3 separate regions of the Mus musculus genome follow, and all the other regions are linked to region 1. Evidence: chromatin contacts called from ENCODE Hi-C data. All regions are on one chromosome and are shown on one strand. The core of a region is the stretch at or near the end of the contact, and the rest is flanking DNA. Distances in the headings are between cores, read along the strand shown. Region 1 holds the start of Akna (AT-hook transcription factor). Region 2 overlaps Rgs3 (regulator of G-protein signaling 3). Region 3 holds the start of Alad (aminolevulinate, delta-, dehydratase).

Evidence for each region. A loop is a pair of places that touch in the nucleus more often than their neighbours do.
Region 2: a map of T-helper 2 cell shows a loop between it and region 1 (3-fold over the local background). The contact joins the enhancer-like site here to the promoter of Akna in region 1. A Hi-C loop is called at or near these places in 2 of 37 maps with a recorded cell type or tissue (T-helper 1 cell and T-helper 2 cell).
Region 3: a loop to region 1 is called in a map of heart, with 4 times the contacts of the local background. The contact joins the promoter of Alad here to the promoter of Akna in region 1. A Hi-C loop is called at or near these places in 2 of 37 maps with a recorded cell type or tissue (T-helper 1 cell and heart).

The regions. Positions count from the first base shown.
Region 1 is chr4:63,400,497-63,404,855 of GRCm38, reverse strand. Akna (AT-hook transcription factor) reads left to right here and starts at 1,411. Exons shown (of 22, transcript NM_001045514.3): 1 at 1,411-1,637. It overlaps Gm52742 (a long non-coding RNA gene), which reads right to left. Exons shown (of 3, transcript XR_003955424.1): 3 at 2,730-3,685.
Region 2 is chr4:62,627,898-62,631,814 of GRCm38, reverse strand. Rgs3 (regulator of G-protein signaling 3) reads right to left here. Exons shown (of 16, transcript NM_134257.3): 6 at 495-691. Among named protein-coding and RNA genes, the nearest start is that of Rgs3, 10 kb to the right of the region's middle. Within about 2 kb of position 2,199, at least 1 of the 3 ENCODE cell types and tissues checked has a DNase peak (open chromatin) inside an H3K27ac peak, as active enhancers do.
Region 3 is chr4:62,517,774-62,521,847 of GRCm38, reverse strand. Alad (aminolevulinate, delta-, dehydratase) reads left to right here and starts at 1,785. Exons shown (of 12, transcript NM_008525.4): 1 at 1,785-1,988.

The DNA of each region.
Region 1 (4,359 bases), core at 162-2,661:
AGGTCACAGTGCCAGCAGGAGGTGAGGCTGGCATGCTGGCATTGAACTCCCTGGCCTATGGACTCTAAGATTCTCTCCATCACTCTTGGGTGGTCCCCAGCCTGGCTGCTCCCTTGAGGTCCCCCCTCCCCCCCCAGGGCTTTCTGGATGGCAGAGGGTTGACCTCATGTCTCTTCTGTTTCCTGACTCTCTGGGTCAGCAGGGGCAGAGTAGAGAGCCAGGAGCGGACTTAGGGCTCCTGCAGCATCTTCCTTCTACCTGGCTCCTGCCTCCTCCTGCCTGCCCCGTCAGCCTGGATCCTGAAGGTCAGATTCTGTACCTCCTGCCCCGGCCCCTGAGTCCTCTCACATCATATCCTGTTGTCTTCAAGGGCCTCCTGCTTCTCTCAGGTCTCTGCAGCTGCCTTTCTAGAACATTCTCATCAGTCATGCTTGCGGCTTGCTTCTGCCTCTCTGTCCTTCCGGCCGCTTGTGTGACTGTGGCCTCCCCACCCAGACCTTCCTGATAGTCCTGCCTCACCCCCACTCAGCTTGTTACTCTCAGGCCCCTGTCTTCAGCCAGGGCAGGTCCAGCATCTGAGACCTGAAACCTCGGGTGTTTCCCTAGGATCTGCGAGTCCTCAGCCTCAGAGATACCAAAGCAGCAGGAGACGTTGGTCACCAGCCTGTCTCATACTCTGCCTCAGGCACACCTGACATCTTACACACTTCACTATAGAGTGAAGGGCCAGGTGTGATGTGTCTGTGTCCCACCCTGCTTCTTCAGATGGCTACACCTCTCACAGAGGTGAAGGGACCTGAGGAGCCACAGGTTGGCCATGAAGATAATTCTGTTCCTTCATCTCTGGGGCCTCTGAGGGAGAAGCTACAAGAGGAGATGTTCACCTGATCCTCTAGTTCTTCCTTCTTACCTAGACAATTCCAGTGCAGGCTCATCTTATCTCTAGGCATGGACAGTAAGTGGAAGGGCAGAAATCCCTAAGTCTGCCCTGAGATGATGAGACTTGTGTTAGTAGACGAAGTTAAAGCTGGACAGACAGGAGCAAGCGCCAAGGCTGAGGTTCCCCTTTCCCTCCTGTGAGGATGGGCAATGAGACCTACACAGTGGGAGAGGCTTTGATAAAGTCTTCGGTGATGGAAGAGACCAATTTTGGGGTGGGAGTGGAGGAACTGCAGGCTCCTCTTCCTGGGACCGGCATGCAATGTGACTTTAGCCAAGCCTTCTCTGGACTTCCTGCTCGTACAAGCACGGTTGTGGTTGCAACTGAGGTGGTCTCAAACTCAAGGCCTCAGAAGTTCTCTTCCCATCAATGCAGCCCCACACTTGCCCAGCAAAGGGTTAAGCTCTTGGCGCCAGCTCCGCAGAGTAACCCCCCCTCCTTTTCACAAACACTTGTAGGAAATCAGGCTGGGCGCTTCCTGCAAGGAGGAGGAGGCAAGGCAAGGCCTCAGCTGCAGGGGCGGGGAGAAGTGGGGAGGGATGCTTGTCTGTGAGCTGAGGCCGTTCTGGCTGGCAGAGCAGTCTGGAGGCGTTCCAGGCTGCTGTGGAGGCAGGGGGCTCCCCAGGTTTGAAACAAAGACCTTGTGGGCAGCTCCCCTGAGCCCAGGCCGGCAGGATGGTGGTGTAGTACTAGTGAGGTAAGGAGCTGAGCCAGGAGGAGGGCCAGAGGGAAGGCCGCCTTCCCTCTGGATGGGCCAGTCATAGACTCTGGACAACCCTGGCAGGCAGCCCAGCCCAGCCAGGAAATCACAGCTACGCAGCTGCTGCCACTCCTGTCCAGTTCTGGGAGTCCGGCCCCCACGAAAGAGTGGACCCCAAGATGCTAGTTTCCAGTTCCAGATCCAATTTGGTTCCCTTGGTGAACTTGGACCCGTGTTGGTCCCTCTCTGTCCCCCGGGGTGGGCTCATCTCAAGGCCAGTTAGTGCTTGGGTTACTGAGGGTCTCGAGATGTTCGGAAGTGAGGAACAGGCCAGGAGATGACACCCTCCTACCCAAATAAGGGCAGGGACAAAGTGGGGGCCAGGAAGCCAGCTTAGAGCTACAGTAGGACAAGATGAGAGTCAGTAATAGCCTGGCCCCTTGTTAGTTCCTCCCAGGCTCTTTGGGTGAGCCAAGGGACAGTCCGGGGACATCCGTCATGGGTATCTCCACTTGCCGCAGGCCAAAGGCCACTCCTGTGAACAGGTCTATGCCCTGCCACGGATCCAAACTTGCTTTGGAGCCCCACAGCCCAGCCCTTCAAAAGGGTCCAGCAGCTTGGTAAGGAGGTCTTTCCCCTGCCATCCTCCTGCCTCCTATACATCTCCTGGCCTTGGTTTAATAGTCACAGTGTTCTAAACTTCCTGGTTGTTCTCATTAGGTGGGTGCCTCTGTTTCCTCATCGGGATGAGGTTAAGGTGGGGATGTCCTGGCTCTCTCTAGCTGGGTAGCATGGAGATTCTGAATGCCAGGGCTGCTGAAGGTTGAAGCTTCAGTGGGGGAGGATCATCCTGGACACACACGCACACGCACGCACACACACACACACACACACACACACACACACACACACACACACACATGCACGCACGCACGCGCGCGCTCGAGAGAGAGAGAGCTGTATGAAGCAGTGTGTGGGGAACAGGGCATTGCCTAGCTAGTTGCTAAATAGAATCCCTGGAGGGTGTGACAACATGGAGATCAGTTCTGTACAGGTGTTAGGTGATAAGAAGCAAGGACATAGAGAAAGCAGTGTTTGGTGTTTTTTTGGGGAGGGTGGGGTGCAGTTTCTCTGGGGGCAGGTGGGGACCTTTAGCTCAATGGCCCAACCATTAGCAGGACCTAGTTATAGAGGGGCTGGCCCTCCTGGGTCAGGACATCATAATTCGAATCCCCAGCTTCCACTGCTACCCTGACGGCTGTCCAGACTTCCCTGCCTGCCTGTGGCACTCAGGGGCCAGGCCCTGAGCCATCCTTGAAGTTCAGCTTGTATTTTCAGACCTCTGTGTTTTTGTCTGTGCTGTTCCTCTGTCCCGATTCCCCTTCCTCTTTCTCCCCTAGATGTGCTTGGTCTGTTAAAGCTGTCACCAAACTTCCTTCTTCAGTGGTTTTTCTGGATTGCGTCCTCCACGGAGGGTGGGATCTTGGCAAGCATGTGTGTTTCTGTATCCTAGGGGCTGAGAACCTCCAAGTTCATTTGGTGCGTCTCTGAGGGTCAGGGTGCTCACCAGACAGAGGGATGGGTGCAGCAGGAACAGGCCTAGGTGACCACCATTCCCCTTTACAGAGAGGAGCAGTCAGCCAGCCACATGCCTCGAGTGGCTGGAACATACAGGGCTGGCTGGGATCTGCTTGCCTGGTGCTCAGCCTGCTGCTCTATTGCAACTTCATCTCTGCCTGAGGTTGGTACCTATTTGACACTGATGTGTGTTTGTTGATTGACTACCTGACTTGGCCAGTTCCAGGCTCCATGACACTGAGGGCTGTGACTTGCACAGAAGAGTAAGGTCTTTCTCAGGTAAAGCTCACAAGTCGAGGCACTTGAGAAATGGGTGCAAAACTGTAACCACTGACTGTTGCTGCCAGGGATGTGTGGGCTCTCCGGAGAACGGTGAGATTTTTGTGGCTGAGTCATTGCAGCAAACTGGCCGTTCCTCTTTCTGCACGTAGGGGCCTCTGCGATGGTGCAGGCTGCTCTGCGGTGGGCTAGGGGAAAGAAAAAAATGACATTTCAAAAGTCAGAAAACCACATGCTGCAGCCCTGCCTCAGCAGAGATGTCAGGAGGTGTGGTTGCACCCCCCTCTACCTGCCCTCGCCTCCGCACTGGGCTGAAGCTGGAGAGGCTCTGTTGAGGTCCTTGCTTAAAGGAAGAGTCTGAAGACTTGACCTGGGGCCTCTGAGCCAGGATCCCACAGACATCAACCGAGTGCACACAAGGTCGGGATCCCCCATCACCATGGATTTGAAGTAGGGGTGCAGGTCCTGTACGGGAACGAGGGGCCTTGAACTTAGATTTACAGTATTTTGTGGGGATCGGGGCAGTACATGGGTGCCACTGCACACACCAGAGGCCAGAAGACAACCTGGAGTGTGAGTCTCAGTTGCCAACTTGTTTTAGGCAGCCCCTCCCTCCCTCACGGCTTGTGTATGCTAGGTTGGCTGACAACATCCTGTCTGGTGTCCATCTCCTTGCAGGAGCGTGCTGGAGTTACACATGCTTGCACGCAGCTTTTATGTGAGTTCTGGAGACTCGAACTCAGGTCATTAGGGTTGTGAGGCCAGCATTTTACCTGCCGAGCCATCCCTCCAGACCCAACTTAAGAACTTTTCCATTCATCCTTTAAAAAAAATTACATTTAATCATTGTAGTGTGTTTGTG
Region 2 (3,917 bases), core at 950-3,449, 770 kb after region 1:
AGGAAGAGGGGAAGGAGGAAGGGGAGACATGAAGAAGTGGGAGATTACGGGGGGGGGGGAGGGGGAGGGGGTGAAGTGTGTGACTCCCGTGACTTTCTGCTCTGTGCTCCTGCACCACTACTGCTATCCTGATGCATTTGCCTGAGCAGAGGGACCAGCCACACAGTCTCTCTCCCTCAGTCAGTTTCACACATAAGTGCCTCTGGGTGAGGCAGCCGACATCACTGCCAGACTCTGTAGTGCACCTGTCCCGGCCCCAGAGGATGAGGGAGCTGGGAAGGGAGGGCAAGGACCCTCTCATGGCTCCACACTTTTCCACATAGCCTTCTGGAAACGTCTGCTTCCCTTATAACCTCCAGACTAGGAAACTATTTTTCTGTCCCCAGAGAGGGCCCTGAATCCTGGATGAGTTTACACCCTTGTTCCTGGAACCAAGGTCCCTTACTGTTCTCACTTCCTCCTGAGGGGACCCCTGGGGTGTGCCACAGGCTCACCTGCACAAAGACAGGGAACACCAGGACTTTAGGGGCCAGGGTGACATAGGTGCCGTAACTGGAATGCGGGATGTGCGGTCTCAGGGCTGAGCAGTCTTGGTAGTTACTGTGGCCCTTCATGGTCTGCACTGTCTTCATGAGCCGAGACTTCTTGCCCAGGCCGGTGTACGATTTCCCTTTAGTAGTAGTCCCCGGTTCTGTGGAACAGAGGTTGGGGACAATGAGGTACTTTCATCGTCTCTTGAGGGATCCAGCCCCGCCCCGTAAGAACAAGGAACAATGTCCATTTAGTGAATCCCACTCCAACCAGGCTCAGCCTCGGCCTTGAGGATTCCTGAGTGGGAAGAAAAAGAGCAACTCCAGGGCCAGGATAGAGCCATCAGCCCACAACTGTGACAGGGAGTGTTGCCCTGCCACCCCACCCCTCCCAGTGACCCAGACACCAAAACAAAGCTATCCACTTATCAGCCTTGGGCGTTTGAAAATCAAGAAATTGTCTAGGCATGTTGGCACACGCCAAGAATCTCAGAATTCAGAAACCCGAAATCGAAGAACTTGAAGCCTGAGCAGCCCGGGCTGCACAACAAGATCCCATCTCAAAACAACAGCAGCAACAAAATCACAATGCAACAGAAACTCCCGTCTAAACACTCAGGGCTGACCTCACAGCATCTGCCGTCCCACATGGAACGTGAATTGGAGCAGAGGTAGCTTTGCAAGAGACAGGACAGGGCACACACGCTCATCCTGTTACCACCCCACCTCGGAACGCCTGCTCATCACCAGCCAGGCACAAAAGTCTGTTCCCTGCGATAATGGAGACAACATGCTTTGCCCGTGTGCTCCAGGGTCCACACTTCCACTAGCCAAGGTTAGCAGGAGCTACCTGGCCACCACCATCAATTTGTATAGACTAACACACGGCACTTGCTGTGTGTGTTCTGAATGAAAAGGTAGGAGCGAGCCTGAGCGATGAGGTTCACACACTCCTGATCTCCTTCCTAGGGTTCCCGCTGCCAGGGGAAACCAGCCAGACTCTCCCTGACTAAGGAGCCCAGCCTGTGTCTCAGAGCCCAGGCGTCCTCTAGCTTTCTGCAGACAGTGAGCAGGTGACCTGAACCAACTCCGTCTTGGGGAAGCTCCCCACCAACGCAAAGGCCACTGAGAAGAGGAAACAGCCCAGAAGGTTTTCACACTTGCTCCCTCTCCCTCCCCCTCCATGCTCCTTCTCACTGAGAGGTGAGAAAAACAAATCAACTCTCCCCCACCCCCACAAGTGACCAGATCGCAGCCTGGCCACAGCACTCAAACCACTTCCTGACTCTTCAAGGGTGGCTGAGACAATACAAAGAACAGGGACCCAGATGGGGACAGGAGGCACAGATGCAGGAGAAGTGTCCCATAGCTTTCTTTCTGGCCTGGCCCTGGGGGTTGACAGGTTGGTTGTCTGTGCAGTAGCCTGTTCTTCCACTGGTAAAAATACAACCTATGTTTCAAGACCTACCCTAGACTTGAGTTGGACAAGACACCTTGAATGTGAGCCATGTCCTCCTCACTCAAAAGCTGACTGTGCAGCCCGGAATGCTGAGCAACTGTGCACGGAGCAGGCTCCTTCCCTATTTGAGACAGTTCTCTCTGTCCAGCTGAGTCAGTGCGGAACTAACAAAAAGGCCCCATGAGAAACGGGGGTTGGAGGCCAGGCTGGTGTGTGATTGCAGGATGGATTGATTACCTCCAACACGAAGCCAGCCATTGGCGGTAGCATGGCAGAGAAGGCCTGGAAGCACGCCGTAAGTTAGGTCACAGAACAGTCTGGAAACAGACAGGCTAGCCGGACAAAGCACAGCCTGGATCAGGGAAGGTAAAACCATGCAGGGCTGACAAGCAGGGGCTGAGGTCATCCAGACCAAAATGAGGGAAGGATGCAATCCACAGTGGAAAAATCCAGGTGTGGGGGCTCTAAGTCTCAGACTTACAAGAGATTTCTTCCCTAGGCCCGGCTGCCCAGCACTGTCAAAGAATCTTCACCCTAGATCTCAAGAGTCACAAAGCAGCCACCTGACCCGTCTCTCTGCTTCCAGAGAGGAGAGAACTGCTTAGCCCCATTTTCCAGCAAACAGAGGTATAGCGTTCTTGTATGAATGGACCAAGGTCATTCAGCTAGTAGAGGACACAAGCCAGGACCTGCCCAATCTAGGTGGTAGCCACTCCCTAAAGGAGCACTGACAAGCCACTCTGAGGATATGGGGCAAGGGGTGTGGTTCTCCGGAGCTGAATTTTCTTTTTCCAAGTTATTCTTTTTTTTTTTTTTTTTTTTTTTTTTTTAGAACAATCCAGATTGCAGGCCGGCTGCTGAGCCCCACGAAGGCAAACTTCCACCTGTCACCTCTTGTGAGGATGTCTGGCCTAAACCTGTATCAGCTCCATTTCTTCTAGCGCCTGTTTCACTGACCAAACATAGTAATTATATGGCTTTGCTCTGAGCTTCTGAGGCGAGCCCTGGCAGCCCTCTGGCTCTGGCTCTGGCGGTGGTAAACTTTCAAAGAACAGCGGCCTTGGGGCATACGCCAACTACAGCCGGACAGGCACTCTAGGCTCTGGAAAGGCCTCAGACCCTGTTCAACGCAAGATGGCTAAGCTGTCCCTGTTCCTGATATTCAAAGCAGGGTGGCTGAGCTCTCCATCCTGAAAGGCCACCATCCTTGCAGGCCAGAGGAATCAGAGGCCATCACCCTGGTGACTGCCCTAACCTCTGGGTAACCCCAGGTGTGTGAGGGGAAACCACATGCCCGGAATTCTTCACTCCTTCCTCTGAACTCACGACTTGGGGCTGCAAAGAATTAATCCATGAGAAAGATATCCTCTGATACTAAGAGGATCACTGTGCTGAAATATGAGTGAAGTCGAGATCGTGACACAGGGTGGCTCAGTTGGTAAAGTGCTTGCTGCACTAGCCATGTGGCCCTGAGTCTACTCCCCAACACCCAGGGAAAAAGCTAGGCATGGTGGCATGTGCTTGTGACCCCAACACTGCAGAGGCCGAGACCTGTGGATCCCTAGGGCTCACTGGCTGGCCAGGGTAGCTGAATCAGCAAGTCTCAGGCCCCAGTGAGACTCAGTAAAATAGGGTGGATGGCTCCTGGGTTTGACCTTTTGCCTCCATGTGCATACACACTCACACACATACAAACATGTGCATGTGTGTGGATACACACCATGTTAGATCTGGACAGAGGGAACTCAGAACACTCCCACTGTTATTAACACCGCCATCTCTTCCTGACTTGTTCTTTCCTCCGAGGCTTGGGTGACCATGCCCTTCTTGGCACTGTATTTTCAGAGAGGAGTCAAAACACAGACATGGCTTGGGACCAACCATACAGGCAACTCTGGAGCTTCGTGGGAAAGGATTGAAGAGCTCCC
Region 3 (4,074 bases), core at 536-3,035, 880 kb after region 1:
CCTTTGAACTCAATTTCAATTGTATGTACTAAGTACCAAGTAGATCTTCCTAGAATATACCTTTGCTTTCAATGAGATCAAATCCATAGTTAAACCTGTTATTCAAGGCTTGTGTAAGAAGGGCTCACCCTACCATCTAATCTCCGCCATAAGGCTGTCAAGAATGGAAGGGGCTCAGTGACATAGCGCTTGCTTAGCTAGCATGTTCAAACAAAACCGAAAACCAAATTCTTCCATGTCTTTGGTTTGTTCTGCTCAATCCCTTAACTAGACTTTAACATTCTAAGAAGAAACCTTTTCTGGGAATGGAGATTTGGATTTAAAAGTAAGGAATACAACATCTGGAAAGAATCTTTGAGGTCTTCCATAAGTTTTTTCCCTGTTGTAATATCCAAAAATAAGTTCAAGACTACCCTGTACCTTCCCCCTTCAAAAGGACTTTCCAAACTGTACTAGCAGGCCAAGTACAGAGCCAGATAAAAAGCTGGCTGACTAAACAAATATAGAAACATAGTTTTAACGGTCAAAAACAAAATTAACAATCCTCCTGCCCCGCCTCACTAAAACACACACAAGGACAGACAAAATAAGAGTCACCCTACATAAACCAACCAATGTCTAAAAAGATTATTGGCTACACCAATTAAAATAAGCCAAACTACCCTGGTGCCTATATCCAACCCTTACAAAGGTATAAAAAGTGTGTTCCTTCTTTGTTCTGGGTCTCTCCTCCTGCCTGCCAGCTGAGAGGGGAGTCCCCAACATGCTGGATAAGTAAAATCCTCATGAGTTTTTGCAATGATGGTGGTCTCTGTGCTCTTTGTGGGTGAGGGTTTTCTGACAAGCTACAACACTCTCATACCCTTCACCCAGCTTCTCTTGTTACAACTTTAAGTTCAATTTTTCTAGTGAATTATTGAAAACCAAGATGAGTTCACAGATCTTAAACATTTTTAAAATGAAGATCTGGTGGTACCTAGAACATTTACAGTATTATTACACAACTGCCCACTTTTACCTCCAAAATAATTTTATCACCTCCTCCCTAGTGAGCATTCCCCAAGGCTCCCTCCACAAAGAGGGCCCTTGCCACTCTCAAGTCTTTGTCAAAGCCCCATAAACCTCTCTAGACCCCACGCTCCAGTCTTCCCCAGACCTTTGGTCAGAATTTTTCTTTTTTTAATTGTTTTTTGGTTTGTTTGTTTTCTGTTTTGTTTGTTTTGGGTTTGGTTTGTTTGTTTGTTTGTTTGTTTGGTTGGTTGGTTTTTTGTCACCTAGTGCTAAGATTAAAAGCATGCACCACCAAATTTACTCCCTTTTATACTCCAAATTTTAATGTATCCATTGTAGATAAACCTGATCTCCTAGCATACTTGGATGGTTAGTTTTCTCGGCTTTTTTTTTTTTCCAATGTCTTTCATATCTCTCAACCCATGAGATAGGGGCTGGATAATCAATTACATAGAATAAATAAATCTAGACAGTCAGTCTGCTGCTGAACGTATTTACCCGCGGTGTTAGGCATTACCGAGGTGTTTTAATGCCGTTGACATCCAATTGTTCTTTTACCAGTGAGCAACGCAGTCAATTTTTGCTCCGGGCTGAGAATAGACCGTCAAGTGAACTCTGGGATGAGTTCGGATTGCAAGCCAGGGCACCTCCCAGAGGCTCCGAATGCCCACGTGGACCCCCTCGGGCCTTCCCACCTCAAGTGAGACCCGAGCTGGGGGGCGGGGAGACGGGCGGGCTCTCGGGCAACTCTGGATTGGCCAAGATTCCAGCCCCGCTCAGCGTGGATCTGGCCGCGCGAGCTGACCAGTGATCCGGAGACTGCCCCGAAGGGAGCGTAAGCTGCATTCCCGGAGGGGCGGGCGGTACGGGAGCCGCTTCCGGGTGAGCCGCCCCGCCCCCACGTGGGCTTGCGCTTTTAGAGCGGGAGAGCGCGGTGTCCAGAGCCCGGCTCGGAGCGGCGGCGAGCAGCGTCCTTGGTACGTGAGCAGGCGCCGGCCTCTGGGAAGTGGCGGGTTGAAGGGGGACGGGACCCCAGAACAAGGTGAGGTGCACCCCTATGGCGCTGTGTTCCCGAAGCTCTGACGCTGTAGCGGAGACGCTGTCCCTATGCACCTACTAGAGTGGGCGGGATTCTTGCCGCTACAAGGTCTTGCTGCGTCCGGGATTCGGGACTCAAAGATGGGCTCCACCCGCCCCCTTTCTCGGAGGCCTCAGGGGTAGCCTCGGTTTCTGCAGAGCGCGATCTGTCTGGCAGGCTGGAGAAGTGGGGAAAACAATAAGGGTCGCTTGTGCTAGGTCTCTCCTGCTTCTGCTCATTCAGTCATACAACGATCCATTGAGATCCGCTTAAGACCCAGACCACATGAGAAGAAAAGCAGTCATGCAGCTTGAAACAAGAATTTGTCCCCATGCCTTTTAAATCCCAAAGTCACATACTAACCACCCTGCTACCAGCCGTGGCCAGGTCTAGGTTAAACCTTTCTTCCCCTACTCTCACCTGGAATCTCTGTCGCCTCTTCCATACTGGGACTATAACGTGTGAACTCTGTCCTTCTAATGCCAAAAGTCCTGGTGAGGACTGAGGGCTGCTAGACTCCAGAAGTTTGGACCATATTTATAGCTGACCTGCTGTATGAGACCTGCCCTTCTCGAGTTCAGTTTTACAGTTGTTTGATGTAAAAGCTCTCAGCCAGAATATTTTAGCAGTCTGTGGAAAGGCAACTCCTAGCTTGAAATGTCTAGACCCGGGCAGCAGGGGGGATTAAGCGCCCACACTAGATGAGGTCTAAGGTCTCTTCTTTAACCCCTCCTAACACCGTGGCAGGTGGCAGCTAGAGTGTGCAGGAAATGCAAATGAGCCACCGGGCAGTACCTTTTCAGAACTGCCCACAGATGCCTTTCCTGGGCCTCTTTGGGCTTCAGATTTCCCAGCTCTGAACCTTCTACCTAGCTGGCCCTCCTGACTTGTCTCCTCCCTAGCCAGGGCAGAGCCTGCTCGAGCTGGCACCACTTCACTACTATTTATGCCAAGAGCACAGCCTCCGGAATTCTTTGTGGGGTACAACCTGGGAGCCCAGGCTCTGAAGCTTTCTCTCAGCTGCTCCCAGTGGCAGTCTCACTCCCAGGTTGTGGGATGCTACCTCCTAAGGGAGGTGAGACCTTTACAGTCTTTCAGAAAAGCTACCCCGCAGTGTCTCTAAGAAACTACAGTGTTCCTTTTCCTTCTTGTCTAGTACGTGCTGCTGGAGGGCGGCTAGCCTCTCTCACCTCAGGCAGTGGCTGGAATGTATGTCCTTCCCTAGGTGTGGCGAAGGGTCAGACACAGTACAGCCTACTCATCCCAGCTCAGCACTAGCCATACATTTAGCGTTACTTGCCGCTGCTACCGTGGTGTTAGACATACCTCATCAGTAATCTGATCTTCACGCAGGCTTGATAATATCAGCACATTTTAAATCTTGAAAGAAAAAAAAAAAGTGGGGGAGGATCTGAAAGGCCTTGCCCGTCGTTATAGAATCGACTCTGGGATTGTTTGGCCCAGAAACAGTTGTTTCTGCAATACCTTGTACAGCTTGCTAGCAGAGTGAACCTGTTGTACAATGGGAGAGAAGGTAGCCTGGGCCCCTGTGGTCTTGTGTTCCTGTATTCCTAGGCCCCTGTGTTACTGTATGAGGCACAGGGTTTAAGCTCAAGTTTGCAAACCCCCTTAATTTGTGGAAAGTGCCCTGCCCATGTTTGGAAATCTTCCAGACTCTGAAGGACTTCTCTCAAAGAAAAACCCTGATCTAGAATTGGTTCTATAAAACAGAAGCAACTCTGGGCACCTTCCCACTCTATGGACGTTCATTAAGCATCTGCTATCACACGCTGTATAGTACAGGGCCTTGGGCTGGAAGTCTCAGGCTAGTCCCTACCTCTGCCTTACTCACTGTGTGAGTTCAGGTGGCCTTCCATCCCTTCATTTCTCCTATCAAACTGTGAGGGATTGAATAGAGCTTTTTTTCTTTTAAGTCGGCACCAACGTCTCTTTCAGTTTCATCTAGTGGCCAAAATAAAAACCTG